Regions from separate parts of the Mus musculus genome. Here all the other regions are linked to region 1. Evidence: chromatin loops called from intact Hi-C (ENCODE). Cell type or tissue: left cerebral cortex. All regions are shown on one strand. Links, peaks and the distances in the headings refer to the core of each region. The heading gives the core; the rest is flanking DNA.

Region 1 (6,583 bases), core at 786-5,785:
CCTTTAGGTCCAGATGAATAATTCTCAAACTACCTCTCTAGTACCATGTCTGCCTGTGTGCTGCCCTGCTTCCAGCCACGATGACCGTGGATTAAACCTGTAAACCTATATACGAGCCCCAGCGAAATGTTTTCCTTTATAAGAGTTATTATGGTTATGGTGTCTGTTCACAGCAATAAAGCCCTAACTAAAATACCACCAGAATGGCCACTGTCAAAGAAATAGAAAACAACAAGTGTTGGTGTAGAGACCAGGGAAACTGGAACCTTGTACCCACCCAGTCAGTGAGAATGTAAAATAATGCGGTTGCTATAAAACACCCTGTGGAGACACCTTGAAGAAAAACAGATGAACACTCATAATTCCAGGGTCTAGTTAGATATAAGTGCAAAATAAGTAAATGCAGAACAATATTTGCACACCCATAATCAGAGCAGCATTATATTCAGTAACCAAACAGTGGAATCCATCTAAATACCCACTGTCAGACGAGTGGGTAAACAAGGTGCAGTGGGCTGCGGTCAAATGAACTATCACTCAACCCCGAAGAATGAAATTCTGATTCTTGTTAAAGTATGGACGAACCTTGAGGAAACTTACTAAATCTCAGAATTCAGTTTTTTAAAAAATGCAAATCTGAGGTGATTCTATTACTGTGGAGCATCTAAAGTTGCCAATGTCATTGTCGTAGAAGAGTGTCTGACAAAGGCTGAGGGAACAGTGGAGAGCATTGTTTAATGTGAAAAAATCGACTGTTTTGCAAGCCTAGAATGTTCTGGAGCTCATCTGTGTGGCACTGTGAACACGCTTGACACTTCTGAACTGTAGGTCACACATACAATGGTTCACACTTCTGAACTACACACATACAGTGATTCAGGGGGTAAGTTTTATATTATATGTTGCAGCTGCAATTAAACATTTTAAATTGCTTTTAAAGAAAACTCCACTTGTAAGAGATAAAGTAGCTCTGGCTTGCCTCCCATCTCACTGCTCAGACAATGAAATATGTCCCATGACGTCTCGTCGAATGTTAAAATATTTTCATGTTAAAGAGGAAAGAGATTGATGAAGCCAGCGAAGAGCATAGTCGTTTGGTGGAGATCATTAAAAATGGGTTGAAAGGATTAATCCATAGCAAAAAGGTAAAAGGGGTTTCAATTGCCCCAGGCATGACATCACGTACCTGCAATCCCAGCATATAGGAGACCAAGGCAGAAAGAAAGATTGGGTATTTGAGGCCAGACTGGTTAATACAGTGAGGTCCTGTCTCAGCAACAATGATGCAAAGAAAGGAAGGAAGGAGGGTGGAAAGGAGAGAAAGGGAAGGAAGGGTGGAAGGGAAGGGAAGACGGAGGAACAAATGATTGGATATATGAATATGTAAAAGTAATTGACATGTATGCAATATTCAAAATCCATAGTCACTATCTGCATGGAGCTGCCATCTCTGAGCTGTTCAGTTTGTTTCTCCTATATTATTTACAAAATTATTCTAATGCTAACTTACTTTTTATAATGACACAAAACCAATGCCAATCTGTCTTTTTGATAAATGTCATTCTTCACATCTTAGATACCAACACAATTCTATGCTCAAAAACAACAACAACAAAAAAAAACAGACCCCCCCCAAAAAAAAACAAAAAAAAACTCTTTTCAAGACCTTAGTAAAACATATGTGTATTTTTATATGGAAAAAAAAGCATGAAAGTTAGCTATGACAACTTTGTTATTCAAGATTGTGACATTAGGCCATTGATATCATACCTAGAACACTTCTCACGACACTTAACCTCCACAGGTCAGGAGAACACAATGCCAATGAAAGAACAGGGAAGATGCCACTCCATCTGAGGTGGAGAAAGGGCAGGACAGTCTCACTGTCCCTAGAGGCTGAGCTTATGAATCATGTGAGCCATGGATGTGATGACTGAGTTATCTCTACAGTTTACCCTTCCCTTTGGCACACATTTGTTATTATTCCATATGAAAATGCCCTCCTATGTAATGTAATTCCCCACATGTAATGTCCTGCCTAGCTTATTGGAGTCTCTGGGTCAGGCAGTCCCTACCTTCTTTGGTTCTGTTTTTCTGGCCCTGTCCTAAAGCTGCAGTCCAGATGTAGGCTGAGCCAGGCATGTTGATACATACCTGCCTGCCATCCCAACACTGCCAACCCAAGACTGGGACAAGAGGATTGCTACAAATCTGTCCTACATAGGAAACTCCAGGTCTGCCAAAGCTGTAGACAGAGACCCTATCTTAAAAAGCAAAACCAAACCAAACAAAAAGGCAAACCAACCAAGATAAATAAATTAATTAACATGTACAATAGACTTTCCAAGAGGGGAGAGACTTGTTCCTTAGGCTGTTCACGTGTTGGAAGGATTTCTTTCTTTCCTGGCTGTGGGCCCCGAGGAGTGCTGGTGGTAGTGGTGTCAAGCTTATTTGAGAGTTGTGTTTATCAGGAGAGGAGGGAAAAGCCTGAGAGTGAATCATTGCAAGATGGAAGCCACAGCTTGTGATACCTACCCTAGGAATTGGGATTTGCTTCAGCTCTTGGCGATGTTGGAGATGGAACCCAGAGCCGACTCCCATCTACCAAGTAGTCACTCTAAATTATCTGAAGCTCCTTCATGCCGAACAGGTATTAGATTTTCTTTTTTATGTTTCTAGAAAATAAAACTGGATGGATGAGTCGAAGTCTCTGGGCAGCATAAGGACAAATGTCAGTGCTACTGGACCAGGTCCTTCAGTAGAGGTTGTCTCTCTTGGAATGGAATCATTCAAGTAGAGGCTGGTCAGCTGGGGACTGGACTGGGTGGGGCAGAGCTGAAGCCCTTTTCTTCCTTCTGCAGTGCCCCTGTAGGGGAAGGACTGCAGGCCAAAAGGAGTCAGATGAAAGAGGGCATGATGTATCAATGGTCAGTGGAAAGCATGGTGTTATATCACACACTTGTAACCCCAGAACGTGAGAGGCTGAAGCAGGAGGATTACCATAAGCTTAAGACAAACCTGGACTCTCTAGCAAGACCCTGTCTCAAAAGACCAATCCAAATAACCAAAAAAATGGCTGAGGTGAAGACGAATCACATACAAAACAGGGGAGCTTTGGCAAGTGTATAAATCACAGAGTGAGGTAGTCAGAACTGGTCTGTCTCGTTTCCCTGTGTCGGAGGCTACATCTTCAGGCAGTGCAGTCAGTGGAGTAACCAGCCCCTCAAAGACCAGGATGGAGATGGCCTCTTGGTTGCCCCAACCTGCACCTCTCTGGATTGACAAAAGGAAACTGAAGATTTACTTCAGTTAGCCAGGGCTGCTTAATGTTCTGGCTTGTGGAAGTTTGTCTCCTCAGTCTTACAATGATGCAATGATGTAGGTGCTTTTTAAGGCACTGGGGTGAAAAAAAAAAAGCAATATTTGCATTGAGAAAAAAACCTCACAGTACAGAAGTGATCTGAGAAGTCCAGATGGCTCTTCAGAAATGACTTGTTGGGTAATTACATAATATATTTACATAGTTCAGGAGACATATGTTGAGTGGTGTCTCTCCCAGATCTGAGTCTTCTACTTACACTCCTGACTTTATTACCAGCCAATTTCTTTTGGTATTATGGTGTATATTTGGTAGTATGATATGTGTGTGTGTGTGTGTGTGTGTACCACTATTATGCCCAGCAAATATGTGTGTGTGTGCTTGTGTGCTCCTGTGCATGTACACACATGTGCGTGTGCGAGTGTGTGTATGAGCACCACATTTCATCTGCAGAATCACTCCATCATCCGCACTGAGACTTTAGTAGGAGCTTCCACTTCCCCTTCTCAGCCTCCAGTATATTCTAACTTATTTTCTGTCTCCATGAGTCTGACTCTTCTGGATGGCTGACCCTGGCTGTCTGCTTTACTGGATCTGAAATCAATTAAGATACACACCTCTGAGTGGGTTTATGAAGCTATTTCTTGGTGGTAGCCCAGACACGATGGGATTTGAGGGACAAACAGGGATGCTTTGACCTGCCTGCTTCCACTTCTCGCTGGTGAGTGTGTATCTTCTCTCAATGCTACCATGCTGTCTGTCATCCTTCCAGCCATCAGAAAGCAGCTTCTCTGGCCTTCAAGCATGGCATAAGGACCAACAGCTCTCCAGGACTCCTCCAGATCTTTAGTGCCAGATTGGGACTGCTGAATAGTCCAACCTCATGAATCAAAGAGTTACTGGGTTTTCAGCATCTGCAGGGAGCAGCCAGCCCCTGTTGGACTACCCAGCCAATGAGTAAACCAAGGGGCTACACTCCTTTGTATGCATTCATTATATCACTTCAGTTCTTCTGGAGAAGCCTATCTAATGCATTGCATAAAAGGAACCCTGAATATTTGTCTTATATGTGTTGTTTATTTCACTTAGTATAGTGCCTTTATTATTCACTCAAGTTGTGATATGTGTCAGAATTTCTTTACTTTTCAAGGCCAAATGATAGCCATGTATAAGTATATATATGTACATATGTTTATGATATAAACATATGTCATACATACAAAAACACAGTCATCTTTCCAATTTCTGGTAAACATTCATGCTGTTCCTACCTTTGGGTTATTGTGTATAATGTTATGAACATCAGCGTAGAAGTATTCATTTGAGTTCTTGCTTCCCATTGTTTTGTTTAATTACCTAGAAATAGAATTTCTTTCATTTTTGAGGACTATCAATAGCCAATTTTATCAATTTCTTATGTGTTACACAGACTTCTGTGCATAGATAGCCATTTTGTGAGTATCTCTGTGCTTGTAGTGATTCTTCATGCAGATAGAGCAAAATTAAACTATAAAGACATTTCTTCATTTTATACCAGAATGTCATAATGGATTAATATACATTAAAGTATTTCTGGAGAGTTCCACATTCATATACAAAGAGCTTCTTCTTTATTCCATGTCTTTCTCTTGATGTAGCTGTGTAATAGTCCCCAGAGGGGCTGCATTATAATTTATTTAAGTGAATGGCATTGTTGAATGATGTAATTTTTTGCTATCAAAGTCATTATAAAAATCTGCTAATACATGATTGTGCACGTATGACATACATGTAGCATAGAATCCCCCAAAATGAATTACTAGGTCAGCGGATAAAAGCATGTTTCCAAATACTGAACACTTCATCAATTGATGAGTCATTCTTGCACAGCGACCATGCCAGTCTTTTCTGTGTCGTTCTGGTTTTTGTATATGTGCCACTGAAGTGACCATGTTTTTAATTTTGGTAAGTATTGGTGAATTTCTTTCCCTAGGAGACATGGAATTAACAGGTCTCTGGCAATGAGTCAACTGTCCTCTAATGGATTTAATGTGGGCTTTTAGGTTTGGCTAAACTGCTGGCTTAAAACTGGCATCACAGGGCCATTTTTATTTGGTTTTCTTCTTTGACAGGTAAAGCCCAGCAGCTTTTTATACTTAAAAGCTAGTTTGTTCCTCGGGAGGTTTCTGTTAATGTCCTTCCCGACATTTTTCTACAAACAACTGGCCATTTACTGACTTCTATCTGCAAACAGCCCGCGCACTTGGGAGATGAGCTGATTTTTCTGTGAAATGAGCTAGAAATATTTTTCCCGGTGTGTCATCTGTCCTGTGACTTTACTTACAGAACCTACCCTTAAAAAAATAATAATGATTTTACAAAGTTGGAAAGGTTCACCTTTTCTTTTGGGCATCTGGATTTTGGGTCACAGTTAGCAAAGGTTCCTGGGTCCCAGGGCTGCAAAGGAAAACATCACTGCTTTCTGCCAGTGTTCTCCTGACTTAGTAAAAAGGCCGGCAAGCACTTCTCTCCTGAATAGTTTTTGATGTTTACACAAGACTTTAAAAGACAGTGAGCTTCCTTCATCTCATTTCAATTGGCTACTTGGCTGTCTCCAAAATGTTTGCTTGAAAATCTTCCCAAGGCATTTATTGTACACACTCAAGATAGCCAGATGAAAGGATTCCTGGTATCTTCTCGAGAAATAAGGATGAAAATTTAAGTGGACAGATACACTGATGAATCATCTCATCAGTACACACTATGTACAAAGAGAAACACCACATTGGAGTTATCCCTGCGACCTGCCCATTGGAGCCAGCTCGGACTGTGTGGGGACTGTTGTCACTCCTCTTTCCTCTGTCTGTGCCCAGAACGTGGCAACCCATTCTGCTATCTGTTGTGATTCTATACAGCATTTTAATTTCCCATATGATTTGGAATCCTTCTTTATCCTGCTAGCTCACGTGCCAATTTGGAATGTGTTACATTTGTGCGCTGTTTCCTCTTCCCGAGGCCAGGACAACAAAAGAAACAGCTTAGCAGGAGAAGGATGTGTCTTGGCTCATGGTTTCTGGAAGTTTCAGTCTGACATTACCGAGAAGACATGGCAGGATGAGTGACTCCAACTGTGTGTGTCACTAAGATCCCGCAGTGAGGCTTTTGGTCATACACATATGGTGGCAGCAGAGCCAGCAGCTTTTCTTCTGCTGTGGTAGATAGACTCTTCCAGATGTGTCCCCCAGGTGCCCCTCAGCACTCACTTCTGCCAGTCGGGCCCCACCC
Region 2 (6,583 bases), core at 843-5,842, 150 kb after region 1:
AGGCTCATATGAAATCACAGCAATAGACAATGAAAACCATGAGCCAAGCCTGCCTCTGTGAAGTCCCTCAGGAGGGCAGGCAGCAAGTGCTAGGCCTCCATCTGTATTGTCTCTTGTAGGTTTGTGGCTGCTGGGGCCACCTTTGTACTTGCCCATATAGGAGTATGTGTTTCTGAGTAATAATCAAATCAAAAAAAAGGAAAGAACTGTCACAAAATGGCTTTGGACCATACAGAGAACTCTCAGTCTACCAGGGAGCCACCCAGGATCTGGGCATATAAGACCAAAAATTATTCATCCAATGCATAGTAGTTCTCCCTTGGAAAAGACATTCCAAGACCTGCATTGAGTATCTGAAACATCTAAGGGTAATACAAACCAATATATACACTATGTTTTCTCCTGTGGTAAAGTTTAATAAATTGGACACAGCAAGAGATCAACCATCATAAATAATAATAACAGGATGATTGTAGACTATAATAAAAGTTACCAGCTAGGTTGTTTATTTCTGGAATGTTCCGTTTCGTGGATTTGGGATGGCAGTTAGAGGTAAGTAAATGAAACTTTAGAATTGAGACAGTAGCTAAGAGAAGACCAATGTACTTTAATGAAAGGAACTTGCACACTCCTTAAGCTGAGCTTAACGGAAATTTCTTAAGTACACAAACCTAGGTGCTGTGGGTGTTTACTGAGGAAGAGATGGAACGTGTAACTCCAGGGAGGGGCCCATAACAGGTAACTCTAAATGATTCGTGGTCTAATGTGTTACATGCAGTCAAAGAACAGCTCCAACCCCCTCCATGGTGGATGGGTGAACACATGGAGATGCACCTCTTGCATGTTGACTGACCACCCTGCTGTAAATCACTTCGCCTTCACTCAGCACCTGTCATTTCCCGGAGTCACAGAGACAGTCACAAAAGACCCATAAGCACCAGCAGCCTTGATGGCTGTCATTACCTTAGTATCAAATAGTCCCGAAGTATATTTAGTTAAAATGTTATCATTACTAAATCTAATCATATTTACCATATGAATTCATTACAGTCTCAATACCTTAGAAGAGCGTAGCTGTTAATTGTTTTAGAGCTTTATAGTTACTGTAACAAAATGCCACAAGCTGGGCACCTTAAACACTATGAAAGTATATTTCCCCACAGATGAAGAAGCTAATCGTCTTACGGATCAAGCATAGTAGCTGTATGTCTCCTTAGAAGGTGGAGAGGAAGACCCTTCCTTCTGCTGGCTCCTGGCGGCACTTGTTTAATCACAGCAATGCTATCATCTCTGCTTCCATTTTTCTTCCTATTTGTGACTCCCCCACCCGCACCCCGCACCTTACGAGAATCAGGACTCCAGATCCAAATGTCCCTCTCTTTTCTCATATAAACCAGAGTCATGGGAGGGACATAGTGACTCCTCCAAGTCCAACATAATTCACTTCAGGCTCCTTAGCACTTCACAGATGCGAAGGTCTTAGGACAAACTTAGTTCCCTTTCTGATGGTCTGGGAGTTTGTGAATCCTGGAGGCTGCTCTTCAGCTCAATGTGACCAACTCAGCTGGAGAGGACAGGCAGGTGAGCTTCTCCCTTCAGATACAGAGACCATTGAGCAATGGAACCATGGAGCTGGAATTTCCCCAGAAGAAGGACAGGGGGAAAGGAAAGGCTGGGGCTCTACTGCCAGGCACAGGGGAGCTTGTCTTCCCCGAAGAAGTTTTTGTCACCATGTCGACAATTTTCCAGATAGCAAGAACCAGTAGCCACACTCCATCTTTTCCCTTCTCTGCTCTTGACTATTAGGGCTATTGCGTCGGCTTATTGAGGGTGAGTGGAGACAGTTTTCCTGTTAGAGCTGCAAGGTTTCAGACTTGTACTGTAAAAGCTCTAGTGTTACCACCCGATAATTCTGGTTTATTAACTGAGAGACTGGAGATTCAGAAGTCATAGATACCGAATGGTAGCTCTTAACTCTTTTCATTGGTCTGTCCCAGTGATGACTCAGTGATGAACCCGTACAGTCTGCTCCCCTTCAAATGGACATTTGTTAGTCATTATCCCAGAACCTTCATTCACCAGCGCACAAAGAGACTGACGTCATCATTCTGGTAGCAAAACCCCTGAGGGTCAGTAACATTGATGGGTTTTTCTCAATGAAGAATTACCCAAGAGAAAAAAAAAAAAGTCAGACAAAGCTGTTTCCTGCATGCCATATGATTTTCTTAACAAATCCAGTTTCTGTCTCCTTTGTGAAGACTGAAAAAAATCCAATCCTTCCTCTGTGTCTTCAACACATTAGACATTTTTCTTTCAAATCTTTTAAGCCAACATGTGATGAATGCCAGGGTAGAGAACACAGCATCGTTGTGGAAACACCTGCTTTTCTGGACCCAAGCGACTTTAACAAGTGAGTTAGGGCCAGTGACACAGTTCAGTAAGGCACTCTTTTTTTTTTTTTCTTTTAAAGATTTATCTTTTTATTTTATGTATGTGAGTACACTGTATCTGTACAGATGGTTGTGAGCCTTCATGTGGATGTTGGGAATTGAATTTTTTAGAACCTCTGCTCACTCTGGTCCCTGCTTCTTCTGGACCAAAGATTTACTTATCACTATACATAAGTACACTATAACTGCCTTCAGACATGCCAGAAGAGGGCGTCAGATCTCATTATGGGTGGTTTTGAGCCACCATGTGGTTGCTGAGATTTGAACTCAGGACCTTTGGAGGAGCAGTCAGCGCTCTTACCCACTAAGCCAGGCACTCTTTGTGTGGGTACATGTATCAGACCTCAGCACCATCAGAGAGAAAAAAAAAAAAAACATGTTTTTAATCAGACGTTGAGGACAGCCCAGAAAAGGAAACACTGAGAGCCGCTAAGGGTGGCTATGGTTTGAAAGTGTCACCCAAGAATCCATGTGTTAAAATGAACTTCGAAATTTACATGTTAGTGGTAACCTTACCTTTGTGAGGTGATTAGGCTAGATGACACAGCCAGGCGCTTACAGGAATACAATTTTTCGGATGTTCTCTTCACCCCCAGCACAGAGATTCTGAATTTGTCTGCACTATGAACCCCGCGCTAGGTGTTTAAAGATAGTTCTAATACGCAGCCAAAGCTGAAATTCCCCTCCACGTAGAAGAATCCTGCTTAAATTGTCTTCGAACCACTGGCTGCTTTCCTAGCTGCTTTGAGCAGCCAGTGCCAAACCAGATAAGCAGAACTGGAGACCTGGCCTCACTGGGTACGCAGCAGAGGTGAGCTTGAGGCACAGCCTGGAGCCAAACTCTGCTAGAGGCATGGAAGCATCTATAGAGACTTTGGGTCGAGACTTCTCACAGCTCCCTATAGACGTGAACCGATGTGTTTTCCGGGCATTGAACACCAGGCTGTGAGCACCGCGGGGGTGGCACCTGTGGGGATACTTTTGACATTCCACATCAGCATTTTCCCTGGGCCTCCAGCCTGCACATTTGAGAATTGCCAGATCCTGTCATCCCTGGAGCCTATTCCTTGAATGAAATTGCCTTCGACATGCACTCGAATCCGATTGGTGCTGTCTCTCTGCAGAGCCTGACTAACATACTCCCAAAGCGTTGCTCCTTGCATTAGTTCCTTCCTCTCAGTCTACCTCAAGCTTGCTCGCTGCCCACACTCCCTCCATCAGCCCACTCTGTATCATTTGCCTGCAGTCCCTGTGACTCATAGGCCTATAATAATCCTTCGGCTTCTGCTTGCCAAGTTCCCACTCCCTCCTCTCTTCATTCAAGAGTCTTCCCAGATGCCACACCAGCCATCCAATCAAGGGAACAACAGCCCGCGCTTCCTAGAATGAACCCAACCAGTGGAACAGAGTTAACGAAGATCAAATAAATGGATGAGTGCTGTTTGAAAATTAATTTCTGAGACTGTTCCACATACGACCCTCATAGAATGTTGAGTTCCAAGAAGGGATAGGAGCTGCTTGCTTCACAAGACACTTTGTCCCCGCCCACAGCCTGTGTCAATCTGTCAGTCTGTGGCTAATGGAGCTCATAAGCCTCTGGTCCTGGGGCAGGACTTCCTGAATGGGTGCTAAAAGCCATTGTTCTGAATAATGACAGGCTGAAAAGATAGCTTCCGCTACCTCGTAGGATGGCTTCCTATGAGAAGGTCTGGAAGAGTCAGGGAAAGTTCCTAAGAAAGTCACAATCCCTTGATACTGGCTCATCATAATGGCGGCTTCTAGATAGGCTCCAGGGCCTGTGATAAACTCGGTGCGAGCACTTCATAACATCCTAAGCAAGGAGTGCAATCATGTCTGGGGGAGGAGGGTGGGCCAAGAAGCCCACCTGTGTTTAGAGTCAGGAAGCTCAGCTCAGCTCAGAGGTCATTACTAGCTGGAGTAGAAGAGCAGCTATGGCCAGAGTGTAGCAGTTACTATAAAAGATCTCCAAAGGTTCTCATTGCCACCCACATGCTGTAGATGACAAGGAACCCAAATACCTCTCCTCTCTCTCAAATACCAGGAGGAGCCCACTGAGACACACTCCTAATAGTTATTACCATGCTGTGGCCTTGAGGCTCCTCCAAGAAGCTAACTGTCCCAAACACCCTGAATGGTTTGAGGGAAAAGTGATGTCCAAAAAGACCGAAAGCCAGAATGGTTAATTCACTTTCTGTGAGCTCCTAAAATGTCAAGGTGGAAAAAAAAAAAAGTAGACTCTCTAGGCACTCTAAATCCAATTAGTTCCAATTCTACAGCACTTATAGTCATAGGTGACTCAGCCCTGCAGAGTTTGGTCTCTTCTTATGCAAATCGGAAGCATGATGCCAGCTTTCTGCTGGTTACCAGGAGAATAGACAATAGTAATAAGGACTCACCCAATAGCATTTGTTTTTCCTTCTCCGTTCTCGTGATACAAGGGCTCCCTCAATGCCACGAGGGATTTGATTGGTCATCACTTGCAAGCCCTGGTCAGATTTAGTGCTAAATCCTTGGCACACAAAGGAGCAATGCTGACCCAAGGAATAAGATGTGGGTGGGAGGAAAGAAAACTCACTGAGTATCACCAAGAAAGCAAGAGGGTCCCAGGTCACACCACATCGTATATTAAAAAGAATACAAAGAAGGACAATGAAGACAACACATATCACGAATGCCACGGACACCAGAAACCTTAGATTTCAGTGGGTTTTCCCCAGTACTGCATCTTCAGTAATTAACACAGCGTCAATAGAGTCACCTAAAGAGAAGAAAGAGGCGCTGTTGCCATATCCTCCCCCTTCCCACCCAGCATATGGATGGACAACGCTTCCAGGCAGCTCCTGCAACACAGTGCACCAGAAATAAATTCAAACAGCAATTAGGAAAAGACAAGGAGGAGGGCCTGCTCAACATTTGGAGATGGAGTATTCAGAGCACATTTGTTTACATTCAATCTCCCATCTTATATTAAGTTGGCTTGGCAGGATGTCTTGACAATGGTTGCATAAATTTAACAGGGAGGAGGGACGTCGCCTCCTACCCTCCTCTGTGTGTGTGTGTGTGTGTGTGTGTGTGTGTGTGTCCTTCTGGGCTTCAACTGTATTTTTCTCTTCATTATGTGCTAAGCCTTCCATTAAATGAGAAGATGAGAGCCCCCTGGTGGTTGAATTAATTCTTCCTTTCTTAGAGGTGTTGAAACACAGTTATCTTGGGTTGTGAAATTCCTATGCCTTGTTTTGATTAGCGAATCTCCTTTGTTAAACAGGCCGTGTCCCATGGTGGTGTCACACCTTGAACTTCTTTGATGTCCATCCTCTGCACTTAGGCAAATAATCAAGGTACCTTCTGAAAAGTAAAAAAATAAAAATACCGCTTCAGTAATTACATCTGAGATGTATATCTAACACAATTTATTAGGTATCTCTACACAGTCTGACACCCTACTGGGTATAAGGAAAAAAAAAAAAAACCAAGGAAATTTAAGTCACCTTTGACCTTGACAAGCTTACATCAGAGAAAAGATGGCCTCGAGGCTTTTAAAGATGTGGTTTCCCTATAAAACTGACCTAGTTCATCAAGTGACTTAGTGTTCTTATCTGCTCCCAGCCTTCCTTCATTCTCCTACACTCCAATCCAATTACCAACAATTTACAACCAACTCCACTCCTGGCATTCCATTGACATGAGCCTCATTAACGCAGGGCACCATCCTTTCAGATCCTTCTCTAAACTTTCGGGTTTTTGACAATGATTTTGAGTTTATGCAATGGACCGTTTCCCAGAGGTTCATGTGTCCTTTGTCTAATGGTACTGAGAAGTAAGGGGACTGTAAAAACGTGGGAATTGATAGGAAATAAAGCAATGGGATAAAATGGTCAAAAATGGGTGGGTGTCTTTCTATAGAGACTGGGCTAGTCCCCTCAGGAGCTAGACGAGCTCTGTGTGGAGATGCTCAGCCTCACTCTGCTCTCTCTCACAAACATGCCTCTCTTGCTTGCTTGTCCACTCTTCTTCCACATTGTAATCAAGCAAATAGCCCGGCCAGAAGCTGAGCAGACCTGACCCCATGCTCCTGGACCCCCATGGTCAGCACAGGCACATAGTGTAGAACT
Region 3 (6,583 bases), core at 833-5,832, 200 kb before region 1:
GGCAAGCACCAGTCCCTGACATTATCAATGATAATCTCTTATGCTTGCAGACAGGAATCTAGCATGGCTGTCCTAAGAGGCTCCACCTAGCAGCTGACTCAGAGAGATGCAGAGACCCACAGAAAAGCAGTGGATGGAGCATGGGGACTCTTATGGAAGAATAGGAGGAAGAATTGCGGGCCCTGAAAGGGATAAGAACTCCACAGGAAGCCAACAGAATCAACTAACCTGGACCCTTGAGGCTCTCAGAGACTGAACCACCAACTAAACAACAACATACACAGGCTGGACCTAGGCCTCCCCACACATATGCATCAGATGTGCAGCTAGTTGGGCTGCCTTGTCTCGTCTCAGTGTGAGAGGAAGCACCTAGCCTTGCAGAGACCTGATGTGCCAGGGTAGGGAGTTATAAAGGGGGGCCCCCACCTGCTCTGAGGAGAAGGGGAGGGTGGAATGGGAGAGAAATTGTGGGAGGGGGTGACCAGGTGACCAGGAGGGGGTAGTGAGTGGGATGTAAAGTAAGTAAATTAAAAAAAATAAATAAATATTGTTTTTTAAAGATATAATATTTAGCACAAAAGAAACAGAACTTTCAAAGATGCCAAGGAAGGCTGTCATCTGAAGAAGAATTTTGCATATATAAAGTCTTCAATATTTACTGACAGCTTCTGAGATACTTTACGTTAAAATGATACTTTCCAAGTAAATGATAGAATAAATGTTTCAGTTCTACAAACTTATATTTATTATTGCCCAGACTTCATACAGTCTATCTTTTTGGGTGAGAATGGGCATCAAACCAGAGCCTGGCAGTGCTTGGCAAGTACTCCATTACAAAGTTACTTCTCCAGCTCCTGGGTTTAAGACACAGTATGAAATCAACTGTAACGAAACAACTGGCTGGCTAGCCTTCAGTTCATGGGTCTCCTACTACACCTGACTGAGGCTGTAGGCACGCTCCCCAGCTCTCCTTTTTCCTATCTGTTCTTCCCCCTCCCTTCCTTCCTATTTTTGGCAGAATAAACTATCCTCTTAAACTAAATTGTAATATGTGTTAAGAAGTCAGCTTATTTTCTTACCTGTAACGCTTTCAACTTTTTACTATAAAGCAGAATTAATATTTAGCCCCCATTTAGATTTCTTCAGAAAAGGAAGCCAAATGAACTTCACTTTTGTGATAAACTTAATACATGTGTTCTCTCAAAAAAAAAAAAAATCCAAAAAGTCCTAAATTTACTTAGAAATATTTTCTAAAGTGGTAGTTCAGAGTTTGCATCAAAACCAAAATTTCCAGTCATGGAACTGGAAAGATGATTGAGCAGTTAGGAGCAATGCTGCTCTTACAGAGGCCCACCGCAGTTCCTAACACACACACACATACACACACACACACACACACACACACACACACACACACGATACCCACCATCTCCTTTAAACCCAGCTCCATGAGCTCTGACACCCCTAGCCTCCCTGGACACCTGCAAACCCATGCACACACCTCCACAGACACAGACACATAGACACGGCACCCGAGTAAAATTAAAGTATAATCTTTAAGAAATTACCAATCCACAAGAAAACAGAAACCAAAACTAATGAAGCTTCCTGTCTAGCAGGCTCTTATAGCAAGACAAGGGAAGCAAGCCATAACGAGTACCTACTACAAACTCATAACGGTAATGATTTTCTATTTGATGACAAAGTATTCCCCTAAAAAATATTACTAGCCATGATGCAATTCATCTCGAGATGCAGCACACTCCTCTCCAGAGCACCCTGCGTCTTTGCTTCTTCAGGCTCTGCAGAGAAAGCCATCTTCCCGCTCCACTGTTCACTCTTGCATTAGGGAGCCGCACTGCTCTAACACCCATGTGTTAATATCTCCTGCTACTAACTCATTTCTTTCAGTCGCTGTTCAACCTACCATATTAGATTTTTCTGAGTGTATGTATTATTTATTTGCCTTGCTACAAGATGCTGTTATCTAGATGCAAACAAGCCAGGTGAAGTTCAGTTTCTTAGTATAATCAGGGTTCACATTTGGTTTAACTGTTTAAACTCTTTATCAACTAGAATCGAGTGGAGAGAAATCACATGAAAGGGTGGGAACACACAACAACACAGGCTTCTCCATTCACATAGCGAACCTCAGGCAGTTGCACACACGTCACACCCAGGGTATGTACACAGTCACGTTACCAGCCGTGGCAGGTCAGCCATCCTCATTATCTGTGTGCTGGCACACCTGAGCTCCCAGCCCCTTCAGTCACTCTGAGAAGCAGCTCTGTGGCTCACTGGCTGGCAGGCTGCAGTCCTGGGAGTCCTCCCCCACTACCTCTCCATGGCAACCGCAGCCACAGAGAAGCCAGTCCACCTCTTACGCAAATGAAAGGAGGCCACAGATGTCAGCAGTCATAACAGCCTTCCCTCCAGACTTAATTTCCTTCTTAAAGTAACAGCTACGCATTCCTTGGTCTCTGTTTTCGAACACCTTTCTGAACTTTGGAAAATCAGAATTAAAAATGAATTTGTCTGACCTTTTACATAAGCTGATAGAAGATCCAGAGATGACTGTGTTCCACTGAGTCCTGACTCCCAATTCCGTCTCTCTGCAAGACCCTATGTATATCTGGTTTCCTAGATAAGAGTCCTTTAAGATTTAGCTAGGCTGCAATTTGGCTCTAGAGAAGGAAACAATAGATGGACCTTGACCATCCGTTAGAATGATCCCAAGCCAACCGTATCCAATATATACTGCCTCCTTTGGAGGCTGGCATTTAGAAAAGTCAAGTTATTTGTAATTGCTCTTTGAACAACTAGTCCATTATCTAGTAAGAATCACATAGAGATCTCAAATAATCAAAAACCCCTTTAACACTTTGTATTTAAACTGTTTAAGTTCATGTCTTGGATATGTATTTAAAGACATAACACTGGTGTCTACTTTGTATGGCTACAGAAGAATCACAGTGGCAGGGTTCCCAAATACACATCACATTAATAACTGATGAGCAGCTAGGGGGCACATTGGAATATGTTTTGATCTACATATTACAACAAAAAATATAAATTTCTGTACATTGTTATTAAATATCTGGTCGTATCAAAGTAAGGATTGTAATTGAAAAAGCATGAGGCAAACTTAAATAGTGGTTTTAATAACCTCTAAAAAGATATTTTAAGGAGAGCACAAGTTGGAACACATCCATGTAAATCAATAACAGAATAGTTCGTTTACACACACATGCATGCACATAAGTTATAAAAATAAAATAAAACCAAAATTGTCATTTACTTATTCCATAAGCATTTATGAAGTCCTATCAATGTGCTGGGCACTGTGACACCTGGGGACAGGTAGGAGGGTCACTCGGGGCCATGAAGATGCATCTCAAGTAGCCAAGGCCAGCCTGGCCTACTAACCCTCAGCAGGATACCAGGACAATCAGACCAGAGCAGAATCAAGAGACAAAAGCAACATGTGAGCAACCCTGGAACCAGACCAGGCTGCAGGGAAACAAAGGGAAGGAAGCGGGTGTTTCTAAGGTTCACGGTCCAAGCAGAGCATCTGAGAGAAGTGAAGGAGACTGGTGTAGCATGATGAAAGGAGCCAGACTCTCACCCTGAGTCTAGAGCAGGCACACCTTAGTTCAGATAACACAGTAACATACTCGGATCAAATTACTTAAATTACTGACTACTCTGTTTCCAATACCCCAGCTCCTACCGCATGCCCCCAAATGCTGAGGCTGAGAGCCAGAACATATTACACACAGCTGCCAGCTGCATACAGTGAGCTGTGTAGTACACACATAGCACAAGCATACCGGAAGCTCTTCCCTGTCAGCCACGCAACGACCGCAGTGTGGCCTGTCATTCACTATCGCAGCAGCGGCCACCTCATGGAGCTGAAGGGAACTGCCCAGCATGCCCAGCCTGTTGTGCACACAGACTGTCCAACTCCTACCCAAGGGCTCGATTTCCAGAACTTAATCCTCAGAAACAAGGTACTCGTTCAGATACTGTCTTCCATGCTAGATTATAAGGGCAAGGACTAGATCTTATTCACTTTTATAACTCTACCATGAGAAATGGCAAAAAATATTAACTGAATGTCTTACAGCCTTCCTTTCAACTACAAGATCAATAATTCTAGAATTTTATTTGTGTGTCAAGTTCAAAAGAGACAGGCAACTCAGGGGTGGCCTGCTGTGGGACTGACACCATCATATATGCTTTGCAAACGTGCTCTGGAGTTTTTCCGTTTTTCTAAGCACACGACTGACTGAGTGAATGCTATTTAAAGAAAACTACATTTTCAGTATTCCCACGAAATATTGTATTCATATGCTAACATAGATAAGCTACACATATTTCCCAAGTCTCTGGCAGTATAGCACTGGCCTATGCCATCAGGCTAGAGCCCTAACATTACTGCAGCTACATTACTGAATCTATGCATATGACCCTTGAAGGTACAAAGGCAAAGTTTGAACCAGATGGGAATTGTCCGATTTCCAGATTTCTCCCAGCTCACACATGGGAAAGAGAAGGGACAACTCACCACGCTGACTTCAGGGACTTAGAAGCTTTCGATTCCATATTTACCACATTTTCCTACTGATTACTGAGAAGCATCCCGAGGAAAGAGTTACTCCTCCCACTCCTCCTCCCTGCCCCAGATTAACATTTCTATCCGTCATTCTCATCAACTCAGAAGGAGCTGTCTTACCAAATACTCAGCAGAGGAGCACCCTGAACAACCTGCTACCAATCAGACTATCCAGGGCAGGAAGCCCACCTCCGACAGCTAAGCAGCAGACTAGCTGTTCTGGGACCTGCTTCCTGCAAGCCTTGGATGACAGAAAGAGAAGAAAAGTTGAGATAACCTCCCGTTCTTTCACGTTGGATTGTGAAACACACAGATGAGCAACACACCCATCTCCTAGAGCACAGACGACGTGGTAGAGGACAAGAGGGAAGCTTGTTTGTTAAAGACAGGAGAACTGCCAAGCAGTTCAAGCATGAAGTTCTCTCTTTAGCAATAAATCCTTGTCCTCCAAGGGACAGTAACTCCGCTAGTTTGGGAGACATATCAACAATAAAATTACATAAAATTAATATTTTAAAACTATGAATGTTTTATTATAAAAACAACTACATTCATAGACTTAAAATATATATAGTGGTGAAAATATCACTTGCATCTAAGGATGGCTTGACGTTAGATAAATATATACCCACAATATATACTCACTGCACAGACAGAGCAAAGCAAGACAATGGTAAGAAATCCCAACTTGCTCCATGTAAAACACCTAGTAGGTCGGGGCAAATAGTAGGTCAGCACAAATCATTTCCAGAACTACAGAAAGAATATGCCCAGAATATCAGCTGTGCCCACTGTGTAACTGTGGACTACTGTGGGCCATCCCATTAAAGTCGTGTTTGTACATTACTAGGCACTGAGTGTCCCAGATCCAGAAATCAAAGTTATCAAAATATTAATCCCTTATAATAACTGTTTTTTAGAGCAGTCTCAGATTGACAGCAAAATTTGTTTAGAAAGTAGAGTTGTTATACACCCCCATACCACAAGCACTTCCCCCCACTGTCAGAATCTAGACATCAGCCCCACAGTGGATCATCTGCCACTCAAAGAGCCTAAACTGAGTGTCACCATCACCACACCCAGAACCCCTGATGTGATCCGTGGACTGCACTTCAGCAGCATTGGTGCCCACCGTACAGAACAGCTTCCCCTCTCTAACATCCTCTGTGCGCTGCCATGTCTCTCTCCTTCTCCACAGCCTGCCGGGTTACTGTCTCCATAGGTTACCAGTTCCTAAGTGCCACACAGCTGGATTCACACACTATGAAGCCATTTCACCCTGGCTTACTCCACTCAGTCACATGCAGTCAACCTTCAATTTGTCTCCCTTGCAAATAAGAACACATTTTATTTTGATCAAATTCCTACTTCACTGTCACCCCTCCATGTCCCATGTTCCTCCCTTCCTCCCTTCACATCCTCTTTAAAAAGTATGTGTGTGAGTGTGTTGAGTGTGTGTGTGTGTGTGTGTGTGTGTGTGTGTATGTGTGTGTACACACCCATCCTTGCTTTTGTACATAATAAAATATGGAGTCAAATTGTCTGCAGGCACATGGACCATCTACCCATACTGTAGCAGGGGTAACATCTTCCTGAAACTGCTCCAAGTTTAATCTAACCTCCCAGAACTACTGCCCAGTCTTCTTAACCCACATGAGACTTCAGCAGTCGGGTGTGTAACAAAAGGTGCCAGTGACAAGGCTCCCTCTGCACAACTGCTCCACAGCGCCCGACCAGGGGGCACTACCCCATCCGTTCCCTCTCCGTGCCAGCTGATGAACAGTAGTGTCTCAGAGGATGCTTGTCTTTTTCTGGGCTTTATGAGCTTGATACATTGACTTCAGCCATGTTTCTAATTTTGGCTAACTTGTTTTGTAAGCACAGAAAAGCCTTGTAATTATTGCAGTAAAATCTCTTTCCTCAAATCTAGGATGCTGACAGAAACAACTCAATTTATACTCTTGAGAT
Region 4 (6,583 bases), core at 732-5,731, 220 kb before region 1:
CATTCATTCACTTCAACAGACAAGGTCTTGTATAGCCCAGGCTGGCCTCAGACAGTGGCAGATAGTCTTGACCTTATTTATGATACTTTCGCTTTCATCTCCACGCCCAATTTACTTGGTGGTAGAGATGAAACCCAGAGTTTTATGCATACATGATGGGCAAGAACTCCACCAGCTGAGATAGACCCAGCCTCACACTGCATTCTAGATACTCAATTTTATAACTGGGAAGTATTTTTGTGGGTTAAAAAGTATGTCTAAAAAATAATCATTTTCTTCAATATGATGTGTACCCAACCCAGGATCTGTTAAAACAAATGCTCACTAGATTGGTATCAGTGAGACTATGCCAGATGGTGCCTCAGACTAACAGTCTGAGTGTCCCCCAGGGGTTCATCTTTAGTGGAGCAGTGTTACAAAGTCCTAGAGCGTTAAAAAGTGGGAATACTTAGTGTGTGCAGGCATGGGAGGGGACAGTCTTTGCTCTCAGAGGGAACTGCTCTCAGAGGGACTGTGGTGGTTTTTATGGGCCCCGAGTCAGTTCTTGAAAGCAACACTGTGCAGAACAAGCCTGGCTGCTCCCCAGCCTCTCTGCTTTTCCTATGTGAATTCACCACGAGGAGACCCCCAAGATGTGATCTACCATGAAGTGTTCCAGCACTGTGCTGACTGGCCTGAGGCCAAACTGGCTCTAGCAGAGCCAGCAACTATACTATTTAGACTTCTAGTCTTGACCTGAATAAGCCTTCTTCCTTAGAAGAACCAGCCTGATGCATTTCATTGCAGTGACAGAAAAGGACCTAGGACAAAAACAAGAAACAACGCTAATGAAAAACTGAGACAATGAATTGAAGAGTACTGTGACAGAATACTGCCTGCCCCTTGACAATGCCAGAGAGTATCTAAAAAGTTAGAGGATGGGCCAGCCAGGGTGAATGGGACTGACAGGAGCGAACAAATTCAAATTCCCAGTAACCACATGGTGGCTCACAACCATCAGTACAGCTACAGTGTACTCATACACATAAAATAAATAAATAAATAAATAAATAAATAAATAAATAAATAAATCTTTAAAAAAGGTTAGAGGATGTGTCTAAGAGACAGCACAGAAAACCATCATGGAACTACTGAGTAAGTACAAAGCTCCAAAGGCAGGTGCAGCCCAGAGGCAAAACCACCTGGAACAGGAAGGACTGGACCTGGAAGTAAAAAGAACCAAGGCAAGTAGGACTGGAGAAATATCTCAGTGGTAAAGTGTTGGCCCTGGGTTCAAGCCTCAGCACTGCAAACACAAACAGATGGACTTGGCGAGTGTTACAGTATAGGGGAGTAATGGGAGTGCGGCCACAGGCTCTGTTGGTCAGTCTGTGGCTCTAGGCAGAACCAGGTTTATAAATACACCCATGGTCAGCTCTTTCTGAATGTTGTAAGGTTGTACAGACTTGACAATGGTGGATATAATCATTCAAGACCAACGTCAGACCCAATACTGATAACAAAGGGCACAGACTTCCCAGGGTACTACTCTGTACTCCATTAAGCATGGTGCCAGCAACAGCATAGTGTTTTAGATATCTCAAAGTATAATTTAGATAAATGCTCTACAATGTTGTGCCAAGTGGATGATAGCCTCTGGCCTCTGCCAAATGACACTGGACTGTCTACAATACAGAACCTATCACTCTTAGCCAGGGAGTCCATGGCCTCTGGCACAGGACCGTACTCTAAATAAATTAAAGGACCACTAGGGTCCTTTACCTCTGCTGTAGCTCCCCCCTCCCCCCCCCGCCCACCTCCTGCCAGAAAGGCAGAGCTCAAACCACCTTCAGTTCACTCATCAAACTTCCTCCAACTGCTCAGGGCTCATACCTGCACAGCAGGAGTCACAGAAGGTCAGGGAACAAGCTAATGTAACCTTTGAGGCCTTACACTGCATTTCCATCCTGAGAAATGGAGGCACACACCCCCTCCCCAAACCTTGTCTGTTTGCTTCCTGCTAGTGATCATCAGAAGGCAAGCACTAGAATCTTGGGAAAACACAACTCACACACACACACACACACACACACACACACACACACTCACACACACACACACACACACACACACACACACACACTCACACACACACACACACTCACACACACACACACACACACACTCTCTCTCTCTCTCTCTCTCTCTCTCCCTCTCTCCCTCTCTCTCTCTCTCTCTCTCCCTCCCTCCCTCCCTCCCTCTGTGTGTGTGTGTGTGTGTGTCTGCTGTCTGTCTGTCTGTCTGTCTGTCTCAAAGCATAACATGGTACCTGGGATTGGAGCATGTTTAATGCATGCAAGACCCTAGACATACGCCAGGCACAAGAAGAAGAAAAACCAAGAAGAAAGGACTTTGAAATTTTCCACAAAGAAACGATAAATATTTGGGGAAATATGTATGTTTTAGCGATTTTGAACAGTATACAATGGCCACCTAGAAATACCATGTTGCTTCACAAAGATGTATAATTTACATGGTTTTGTGTAACAGTTAAAACTTAAAATAAATAAAATTAAGACTAATGTAAAAATGTAGAACCAACACTAAGCATTTTTTTTTTCAAACAAACAAACCCGAAGGCGAGGGCGAATCAGGATCAGCACAAGTGACCAAAGCAGAAAGGCTATTTTTTAAACAAAGCATTAAGTACACTGTTGATATTTAAACTATAAATAAACAAATCATGTGACTTAAAAACATAGCCCTTGAGAAACAAGGGTTTATTACCAAAGAACTATTATTACTATGCCAGCAGTTCATCTAAACCTTAGTAATAAATAATGATGTATATATTATATGTATTCACAGTTGTAATAGCTGTGGTTTCTAGAGTTTATGCACATGTAATTTGACATTTAAGAAAAGCGGCTTTTTATTAGTGGATTCTACTGTCGCTCTAAGCAACAAAAACTTAAGATTTAACAAAGACTTTTAAAATGCTTATTTAAAATACCAAGGCTAGTCATCTCTATATGGTTATTTAGGATGCTGAGGTTGGCCACATCTGTGTGGATATTTAGCATACTGATGCTGGCCACCTCTGTGTGCACTTCATACAATTCCTTACAAAAATGACCCTGATCACAAAATACTGGTCTTCATTTTTCAATTTTCAATTCAGTTGCCTTTTGTCTCAACAATAATGCTACAGAGACTTAGGCCCTGACTTAGAATAACTGTATTCAGCACAGGACACGTTCACCTGCAGCCCCAGTTCAATAGGCAAAGAACATCTTCAATTAGGGAACTGGGAGAGCTTTGCTTCTGTCAGTTTTCACAGAGTGTCCTCTTCACACCTAACCTGCGCTTTACAATCCTAACAAGCAGGATATACTTTTAACACTAGCTCTGAAATTTCAGATCGTGGCCATGTATTCTGTGTTTGTAGTTCATATAAGATAATTTGCCAATATTTAATGGAATATATACTTTTCAGTGTGACCCAGAACAAGAAACACAGTTTCTATCTTTGGGGGGTGGGGGGAGAAAACAATACTAACTCAGCAACAAAGGTGTCCATACACTGTCCTTCGCGTCCTTTACTATTAAGTATGCAAAGCCCTGTCCTCAGAACACTTCCTTCAGGACTCAGTGGTGGCTGCCAGCTGCAGCCTGACATCATGATGAAATGGAGCAAGCATCTTTAGTAATGGCAACATCCTCTTTATAGTCAGCTTCATGGCATTTAGAACAGTGAAGGAGACAAACCTCTGTGCATGTCTGGATAGCCTTTCCAAAAAGACTTTCTGCAGTGGAAGGATCACTGTGAATGTAGGTAGTTATCACCCCATGAGGTGGAGCCATGGACTAAATAAAAGGAGAAAGAGTCCCCTCTCTCAGCTTTCTGACCACAGACACAGTGTCACTAACATTCTGCCACATCCAGCCACATGTGCACATACTCTTCAACATAAGGAACATTCCTAGCCTTTGCTGACCCCTGACCTAGTGCATCTGCCATTACCAGCAACTTCTCTTAACTTACAAGCTCTGTATCTCCAGCCCACTCTGGCAAACCTAAAAATGGAATTCTAGACTACTGATATTTCAAATCACAGAACAGAGAAATAAATGAGGAAAAAAAAAAAAACCCGCAAGTCCAACTCTGAATTAATGAACCTAACTAATATGACAAACTGAAAAAGAAAGATAGACTATGATCCAGTTATCAAATCGACACAGGAAGAACAAAGCCTGACCAGAATGACTTTGCAGACCACACGAAGACAATTGGAGCAATGGAGGGAGAAAAAAACTACCTGGCTTTCAGTAAAGCTCCAGGCCTAGAGGTTTGTCACATTCTTTCAAAAGTAAAAAGATCCAACACTTTCTAAAGAATTCCAAAAAAGAACATTCACAGGTGTTCTGACTTACTTTCCAAAGCTAATATAAAAACCAACACTTTGAACAAGTTTTATACGAATATAAATCTATGCCAAGAAGACCATTCACAGCACAGATAACCACACTAAAGGAACGCACCATAAACTCATTGCTCATCAACAGCATAATACAGGTTGAGCATCCCTCAACCTAGCAGAGTGAAACCAGACATGTTTTGGATTTCAGAATTCTTTTCATATAGGTGATAAATCTTTAAAGTGACACTCATGTGTAAACACAAGATTTATTGATGTTTCCCACACACCTCTTACACAGCACTTATAGGTCACCTGCTTGTCACATGAGATTTGCCATATGTAGTCAACTATGGAATTTTCTCCATGATGATCATCATGTCTGCAACGTTTCCAATTCTTTAGCCCTTCTGACCTAAATTTGGGGACTAGACATGCTTAGTCAGTATATAATTTTGTAAGAGCAACAGGATAAGGAGAGAAAGTGACTTGCATAATATCCAAGTGTTCGTGATTAAGTCACATCTGTCTGTCTCAACAAAAGCCTGAATACTAAATAGAAAGGGTACCTGATGTGAGTAACCAGCATTATTAACACATGTATCCAAAGAGATGAGTCCAAATTTATGATGTCCACTCCTCCCAAAGCCCTTAAGGAAGTCTGTCCTGGAGAGTCTCTTCCCACCCCACCCGACTCTTCTTTCCTCATCCAGCTGTCTTCCCTGCCTTCTTGTTTCCCTCACTAAATTCCATTTGCTCAGCAGAATACAGGATACCTGAAGTCACAGCCATGTAACACATGAAGTACTGCTACAATGCTTCTGACAGCACATGTGTTACCAGTGGCACTGGAAGAAGTCACATGTACAATGGGGGAGTAGTTAAAGAAACCTTCTATTCGCCATTGTATAGCTTCTAAAGATGAATATGGGCTTAGGTATCAATGGGCAGGCAGGCCAACCATACACAAACACTAAGACACACACATCTGAGAGTAGTACATTAACATGTTTTCTGGCCTGGGTCATGGAGTAGTTTTATTTCTGGTTTTTGAAAAACCTCCAGACTAATTTCCAGAGTGGGTACAGAAGTTTCCACTCCACTCCTACCCAGTGTGGAAGGATCCCGTTCCCCTCATCCACCTCAGCACTTGGTGATGTGGTAGCTGTGTTTTCCATTTGTATATTTTATTAGTTAATTAATTAATTAATTACTTTACATTCTGAGCTTGGTTTTCCCTCCCCTTCCCTCACACCCAATCCTCCTCCATTTCTGATCAGAAAAGGGAGGCCTCCCCAGTATATTAGTATTTTTCATTTCACCCTTTACATTTTCTTCAATTACTAAATTACCTATAATGAATAGCAGTATAAAAATACAACTTTTAAGTTCAATAGAAATTAATCCTATCCATGTGTACCAGTGTCAGGATGAAAAGTGCTGCGGGCAAATAACTGAAAGACAAACACACAGGTCCTGCCGTGTGGGAAGGGACAACATCCGCAGAGGAAGGACACTCAGGCTGGGGAGAATCAAGGACTTGGAAATGCAAAGAGGCAGGAAGCAAACAGTCCAGGGTGGGGAGCAGCTTGGACACACAAATGTAGAAAGTAGATGGAGAGAAGCCAAACTCAAGAGTATTCTTAGAGATGGTGGTTAACACAACAGAGTCCCTGCATGCAGAAATGGAACTTAAATAGACTCACTCAGAGCACAAGATCTTGGAAACCATCACTCTCCTTTAACAATGACAGTGTTAGAAAAAACTAGCCAAGATCAGGAAAGGAGAGACACTAGGGCGGGTGTCAGCCCTATACTAAATTCATTTTCTAGCTGAAAACGCAATGTCTGAGAAATGTAAAAATTAAAGATTCAAGTATTGTACTAGCAGGGTCTAAAGGGATATTAGTTTCTAGTGACGGTCTCTAAGTTTCAGGAACATGGATGATAGCTGTGAATGAAGTAGAATAGAGGAGACGGGCTGGCTGGGTACCAAGAAGTTCCTTTCCTATGACAAAGACAAAAAGAGAGTCATAGAACAGACAAGAATATTCTTTGTGAGGCGCACTGCACTGGAATTTCCAATCACAGACACCAAGTCAGACCGCATGTCTATTGGCTATAGAGCTTTCACCAAGTCTGTCTCAGTCTCCACAGTAAGGAAATCTTGAATTACGAGAGCAGCC
Region 5 (6,583 bases), core at 466-5,465, 77 kb after region 1:
TCTGTTGTGTCTCTTTCCCTTGAGAGGTCATGGTGAGAGAATTGTCTGTGTTGAGCAGAAAATGAACCCTTACCAAACACCGAACTTGCCAGCACCCTGTCCTTACAATGCTAGCCTAGAAATACAGGATAAATAAAATTTGTTTATACGCCTACAACTTTGTAAGATTTTTTTTTTTTATTTTATCGAGTTTCCAGCAGACTAGGAAGTGGTTCCCCTGCAGAGCTGCTGGCTCAGGACCACTGTCCTCCTCCTGTCTCTGAGTCTGAATGTTTGATCCCGTTGGCTTTTCAGAGAGATATAGACCTGTTCTGGATTTGTTTGGGTTCCCATAGCTCCTCATGGGTTTTTTCTCAGTTCTTATAAGCCCTGGGGAAGTCATGAATAACATCAACTGCAGACTTCCTTAATGGCTCCAGGGGCATTTTTTTTTTTCAAGGAATTTGCTCAGTCCTCCAAGAGAGTTGCCCAGGGAAACAAGCCTGTGATGTCACAAGGCAGTTCTCCTTAAGTCCCCTTCTGCATAGATGGAGGTAGGGACCTGTCCTTTTCTCTCCCAATCGGATTAGTCTTGTTCTCCTTGGGGCAGTACAGATGTCCTGCTACCCCTGACATACACCCCCAACCAGCCTTGTCTACACTCTGACTGGCTTCCTGGCCTTGACTCTCTCCTTGTGCTTATTCCCTCAGGGTACAAATGCTGTACGGATAGAATGTCTGAACATCTTTAGTTCCGTAGTGTAAGGGTGTGGAAGTGAGACACCCTTGAGTCGGTGTCTCAGCGGATCAAAGACTTTTCTCAAGCTTGAAAATGCCTCAGATTTCAAAAGTGGAATGACTACACCCTATTTCCTTATCTTTCTTCATGCTGTAAACACATCCAAGTCTGTACTTCCTGGTTTAAAAGGAACCTCCCCTTTGCTGGGACACTGTGGATACTTCTGATCTTTCAGTCAAATGAAAAGAGCAGAGGCGTGACCTTTTACCGAGATGGCATTTGTAACAGGTTATTTAGCAACCTATGCCCTCTGTTCAAAGTGCAACTTCATGGCTTTCCTGGAGCCCTGTTTTGAAATGGGTGCAAACTGTCAGGTTACCTATCGCAGAGATTCCCTCCCACACTTATAAGGAAAGGTGCCTAAGAGCGAGATGCAAAGTCCAGCCTGTGTTGAAATGCTCATGCCCAGAGGGCTTTGTTTCTACAGCTTTCCAGCCTGAACAGAGGGCAGCTGGGACACCCAGGACTCAGAGTGAACGCAGAGCGGGTGCCACTGTCGCTCCGATCCAGGGAAGCCATGACGAAAACAACCACTTGCGTGTACCACTTCCTTGTTCTGAACTGGTACATTTTCCTCAATTATCACATCCCACAGATTGGAAGGAATGAGGAGAAGCTAAGGGAATTCCATGACGGTGGGCGATCCAAGTACTTGACACTCCTTAATCTGGTAAGTCGGTTTATCCACGTCTGGAACCAACCTCTTATCAGTAACGTGAGAGTTTTTCCACGAACCACTTACTAAGCACAAACTCCCTATAGGTCTTCCTTCGTCATGGTTGGTGAGTTTTGGGGCTTCCCCTGCTAATCAGTAGTTTGTTCTAAGGAACTAAGTTTGGAAAAGTTCTGTAGCTACTGGGGTGTCTAACTGTTAAGTGCTCTTTTACAAAGACTTTCCGAGCCCAACTTGGGGACTATAGACTTGAATACAAAACACAGGAGAGATTTTTTTTTTTTGAACCTTGCTTGGGAAAGTCTGTGAAAAGAAGGCGGTGTCACATGTTGAGTAGGAAGTGTGACTTCCAATGAAGGAGTAATGTCATTTGACAGCACGCACCGACTCACAGATTTAGCCAAGAAAAGCAAACACATTTTGCCACCTTCCTCTCCCACTACATTTTTTTATAGGCTCAAGATCCATCTGAAAGGAGAGATCACCCGAGCCAACAGCCAATACACAGCTTCAACTATTATAACCAAACCAAAGTTAAAACACAGTTCTGCTGGGTGGTGGCAGGGCAGGCCTTCAACTCCTGCAGAGGCAGAGGCAAGCAGGTCTTTTGAGTTTGAGGCCAGCCTGGTCTACAGAGTGAGTTCCAGGACAGGAAGAGGGATACATAGAAACCCTTTCTCAAAAAACCAAAATAAGCAAACACACAAATAAGCAAATAAATTATAAATATAAATAAATTAAAAACAAAATAAAATAAATACAGTTATAAAATTATCTGGTTTCAAGCTGCAAAAAAAAAGTTTTTGTTTTTTTTTTCTGTTTTCAAGATTTCATTTTAGTTTTACTTTAAGGGCATGAGAGTTTTTCTCGTATCGCCTTTTGTGCATGCAATGTGTACTACATATGTCTGACTGGTGCCTTAGAGGCCAGAAGGGGGCATGAGATCTCCTGATACTAGAGTTATAGGTGAGCTGTCCTGTGGGTGCTGGGAACTGACCCTGAGTCCTATGAAGAAGAAGCAGCAGCAGCATCCTTAACTGCTGTACCTACTGCTCTATGATCTCTCAGACACCGGGATCAGAATATGCGAATCCCTCTGAATCTTCAAAATTGAAATCCTCATCTTGTGGCTGGAGCAGAAGCACGGTGGTGGGGTGATGCTATGTTGTCGGGGTGGGGGATGTTGAGTTCAGGTTGAAGAGCCCCTTGAGGCCCTGTCCCCTTCCCTCTGGCCTTGTGTTCCCCTCTGGATATTAGCCTGAATATCTTAAGCTCTGGACCTTACTCCCTTGTGCTAAAAAGTGTCAAGGTGGCTGTTGGTTTCAGTCTTGAGATGTCATGAGGGAAAAAGGTGAATCATTAGAAAAGAAAACAAAGACTGATTTTGTAGAATTCTAAGAGCACTATACGTAACTCTGTTGGGTAAACTGAAGGCAGCTTTTATGTACTAATCAAAGGCAGACTCCTGTATGGGCATTCTATCACACATAACTATGGAGCAGGACAGACTTGTCACACAGCTCTATAAGCCACCCCCCTGACCTCTTCTGGCTTCCAATGGCATTTTCTCTAATTTTTTGTCTGCTGGCATGTTCTAGTTTGGTGTTTAAAAAAAATATATATATATATATATATTATACATATATATATGTATAATATGTATATATATGTATAATATGTATATATATACATATATATATATATATAGCACCTTTATTTATTTTGTGTGCATGTATGTGTGTGTTTGGGGGGGGGTCATGTGCACCTCAATGCATGGGGTCGAGGTCAAGGGACAGCTCTCTGGAGTCAGCTCTCTCCTTCCACTATTGGGTCCTGAGGCTTGAAGTCAGGAAGTCGGGCTGAGCAGTAATCTTCTACCAACCTGAGCATCTCACTGGGCTCAGATGATATTCTAGTTTAATCCCATTTCCTGCCTTTCTGGTGAATTAGCCACCAAATCAAAAATCCCATTGGTTGTTACTTCTGTTGGACCCACCTCTCCCTCCCCAAATTTCCCGCCGGCTCCTTCTGAACTCTGATTACTTTGCACCCGAGGACTGCCACCTTAGCTCTGCCCTGTCCTTTCCTACAGGAAGTGTCCACCCTTCCAATACTCAGATTCCAGGTTAATCTTCCAGAGTCCTTTTTTTTTTTTTTCCTTTTCTTAATTCCTTTAAACATTGTGGCCTCTTTTTATATATATGAAACAAATACAACAAATCTGACCAACAAACAAAAAACAAAACAAAATACCCCCTCAGGTCCCTTTTTTCCCAGGAAAGCTACTACTGTCTCTGAGAAAGAAGTCTGTCTCAAGTTTTATCTGCAGTTTCCTTCCTCATTTCTCTGCCCATATCCCCTAAGGCCTATTCGCCTCTGTTCAACACTTTGCTTCCTCATTGCCTTCCATAGACCACCTGGAGTCCAGTGTATGGCGCAGTTTTCTGTCCTTTCCCTCCCCTTTCCGTAAATGTAAAAAGCATTTGAACTCTCACTAGCTCAAAACCAGTTCTGCCTCCCACGCTCTTAGCAGCGCGACCCACTTTAACAGTTCTCCTCTGTGTTCAGAGACTAGACGTCTGCTCACATGTCTGCTGTGGGCGTGGCTAAGATGAATAACTCCTCCTCTGGCTGCTTCCGGCCCCAGCATGGCCCCAGCACGCTAAGGAGACCAATCCCGAGACCTTACCTGTAGTGATTTCCTTTCTATGCTCTTGAAAGTTTGACTTCATAGAATATCCCCCATCTGACAAAGATAGGTTTAGTATATTTTAGGGAACCCATCCAAGGATAGTTTTCAAATAGCTTGACTAATATAGTTGAGCCTCAAAATCTCTACATCGTGAGATCTTGCATGTTCACCTATAGCTATTCGTTCTTAACTGATTTATATTTTCATTAAAATTTAAAATTTCCATTAATAGAATGATCAGGCTATAGATCTCCTAACTTTAACATTCATGTTTATTATTACTAGTGACGTCAGTATCCAACTCATGTTAGCAAGAATTGTAAATTTTATTATATTGTATGTTATATGTTAGTTTTGGCCTAACTTTTACATTAGTTTTGCCTACATATTTGTCTGTGTGCCATGTGTGTGCAGGTTCTGTGGAGACTAGAAGAGGGTGTCAGATCTTTTAGTGCTGGGACTATAGGCAGTTTGATACCATCTGGTAGGTTCTGGGAACTAAACCCCAGTAAGAGCAGAAAATTCTCTTTAAACACTGAACCATCTCTGGAATCCATCGACATAGCACATCTCTCCTCTTTTTATTTATATTTTCAATCAAACACAACTTTTAACGCTTTTGTAATATGCCCTACTAGTCATGTTAGCCTTCTATGTGTCCTTTCATATTAGCATACAAACCAAAATGGACATCATGGAATTTTCATACAGATTTTGATTTTATTGATCCCCACCCACACATCCTTCCTCTGTCCCCAGTAGTCCCCAACCTTCTTGCATGTTACATGCATCATTTGACTTTTTATTTCTTTCTCCCCATGACTTCTTTCCTCCCCTTTCTAGTTTCATGACCTAGAGGCTGCAGCCCACGCATAGAAACAGTACCATCTAGAACTTACATAGGAAGGAAAATGTGTGACTTTTATCTTTCTGAGTCTGATGTACCATTCCTCTCAGACATCCTTAATTTCTAATTGGCTGAGTGCATGTCTGTGTCCCAGTTGAATGGCAAAACCTGTCTTATTACAAGTCAGCTTTCAGAGCTTTGTGCCTTTTTCCTCCTGACACTGCCCCCAGGAAGTCCCAAAAGAAGCCATGGAAGCTGCCAGAGGGTTGGTGGCTGACAGAGAGCTGCTAACTAAGAAGAGAAAGGGTGGTGGGGGTGGGGGGGACAAGAAAGTCACTCCCGACAAGACAGAGAGGTGGCCCCAGGGAGAGGGAGTGTGCTCTGGTGGCTGTGTCCGCTGTAAGGTTCCTTTGTTTATTGGTTACACTGTGACCCAGAGCTAAGGACCTTATGCTGTTCATTCTCACATTTGTTAAGTAGAAACACAAACAGAAGCTAACAGCATGGCCATAAGCTATCACCATGGCGTAAGCAGAAAAGGAGAGAAGATGGAAGGAAGACAGGGAGCTTAGAGTCATCTTGTGTTTGACAGAGATGGATAAATAATGAGGGACATAGTGACTTAGTGGAACACAGGCCTCCTTGATAAGTTTTAAGTGGGTGACCTGATGAGAATCAACCACCTCATACTCGGTACACACATTCTACATACACAGCTCTGGTGTCTGCCTCTCTGTCATTTGCTAGGACAGGATGTCTATTGAGACTCTCCTCTCTCTGCTGTAGCTGCTGGCATAGACATCCCTGACATTGGGGCTTTTGGAGAGGTAGAGCTTCAGGTGTAAGCCGAGAGCAATGAGTTCTACCAAGTGAGGAAACCCTAGCAGCCGAGTATGGCTTAGTCTGCTTGTGCTAGCTCAGTGCACATAGTACCCAGTCCTCCCCAGATGTGCTTCCTGGTTTCCTTCACTCCCTTTCCATCTAAGAACTGGCCCCGGCCCTAAGGGACACACACCTACTAGTGAAGGTGGGGAGCCTTTGGACACTTCTTGATGTGCAGGGCCGTTGAGTTTGCTCAGATGTCCCAATTTTAGGAGCCCCTAGGTGAGATTCTTAGAGTTGATCCCTTTCTAGCCTGTATCTCCTTCTCTAGCAGACATGAACCTTCCCTTTGCTCTCCTCGTGTAATGCTCCCCAAACCTCCTGATCCTCAAGTTCTCGGGATGATAACAATGTGATGTCATTGCATATGTCCCCAGAGAGGATGATTCATGTCTAGAGAAAAAGAAGTCCCTCCTCCCCGTTGGCACAAACTCCAAGGCAGCCTACAAACAGTAGAAGGACAGGGTTCTATTTATATTACAGTGCCTGCTCTGGTACCTAGAGGGAAACCCTTGGTTCTCATCCCCAAGTTTAGATCTTAATCTGTACAGCTCTTTAGTTTTACAGGGTCCAAAAGACACAAGGCTGATGATGTTCACAAAGATGCTTGCAACTCTGACTGACAGGTCTCAGGCAGCTTGAGGGATTACAGATGACAGCACAGAAGGAATGGCCATCAGCAGCATGCAAATAAAGCAACTAGGATGTATG

The links. Hi-C counts contacts between places; a loop is a spot of excess contacts. Peaks named below come from ENCODE experiments on the same cell type or tissue, not always from the same donor. Only the 100,000 strongest peaks of a DNase experiment are listed, where the experiment ranks them.
Region 2: it touches region 1 in a loop (9-fold over the local background); 4 of 42 quality-filtered maps call a loop at or near these places.
Region 3: it touches region 1 in a loop (2.5-fold over the local background); 2 of 42 quality-filtered maps call a loop at or near these places.
Region 4: it touches region 1 in a loop (3-fold over the local background); 2 of 42 quality-filtered maps call a loop at or near these places.
Region 5: a loop joins it to region 1, with 4 times the contacts of the local background. A loop is called at or near these places in 4 of 42 quality-filtered maps.

The regions. Positions count from the first base shown.
Region 1 is chr13:41,900,315-41,906,897 of GRCm38, reverse strand. All of the region lies in intron 3 of Gm10790 (predicted gene 10790), which reads right to left. Gm22157 (a small nuclear RNA gene) reads right to left here and starts at 5,247; the gene lies at 5,144-5,247. In left cerebral cortex, for the core only: no CTCF peak of the experiment used is centred there; a DNase peak (open chromatin) is centred at 3,459; H3K27ac peaks cover 1,348 bases.
Region 2 is chr13:41,746,179-41,752,761 of GRCm38, reverse strand. No RefSeq gene overlaps it. Among named protein-coding and RNA genes, the nearest start is that of Gm40925, 72 kb to the right of the region's middle. In left cerebral cortex, for the core only: a CTCF peak has its summit at 5,636 (motif pointing left); DNase peaks (open chromatin) are centred at 3,671, 4,875, 5,384, 5,551 and 1 more place; H3K27ac peaks cover 888 bases.
Region 3 is chr13:42,098,897-42,105,479 of GRCm38, reverse strand. All of the region lies in intron 2 of Hivep1 (human immunodeficiency virus type I enhancer binding protein 1), which reads right to left. Among named protein-coding and RNA genes, the nearest start is that of Hivep1, 50 kb to the right of the region's middle. In left cerebral cortex, for the core only: a CTCF peak has its summit at 3,909; DNase peaks (open chromatin) are centred at 3,469, 3,810, 4,374, 4,687 and 2 more places; H3K4me3 peaks cover 1,269 bases; H3K27ac peaks cover 3,071 bases.
Region 4 is chr13:42,116,332-42,122,914 of GRCm38, reverse strand. All of the region lies in intron 2 of Hivep1 (human immunodeficiency virus type I enhancer binding protein 1), which reads right to left. Among named protein-coding and RNA genes, the nearest start is that of Gm32778, 67 kb to the left of the region's middle. In left cerebral cortex, for the core only: a CTCF peak has its summit at 3,800; no DNase peak of the experiment used is centred there.
Region 5 is chr13:41,823,008-41,829,590 of GRCm38, reverse strand. Adtrp (androgen dependent TFPI regulating protein) reads left to right here. Exons shown (of 7, transcript NM_001145875.1): 2 at 1,206-1,448. The coding sequence starts at 1,296. Among named protein-coding and RNA genes, the nearest start is that of Adtrp, 21 kb to the left of the region's middle. In left cerebral cortex, for the core only: a CTCF peak has its summit at 2,361 (motif pointing right); DNase peaks (open chromatin) are centred at 1,397, 1,829 and 3,982; H3K27ac peaks cover 1,436 bases.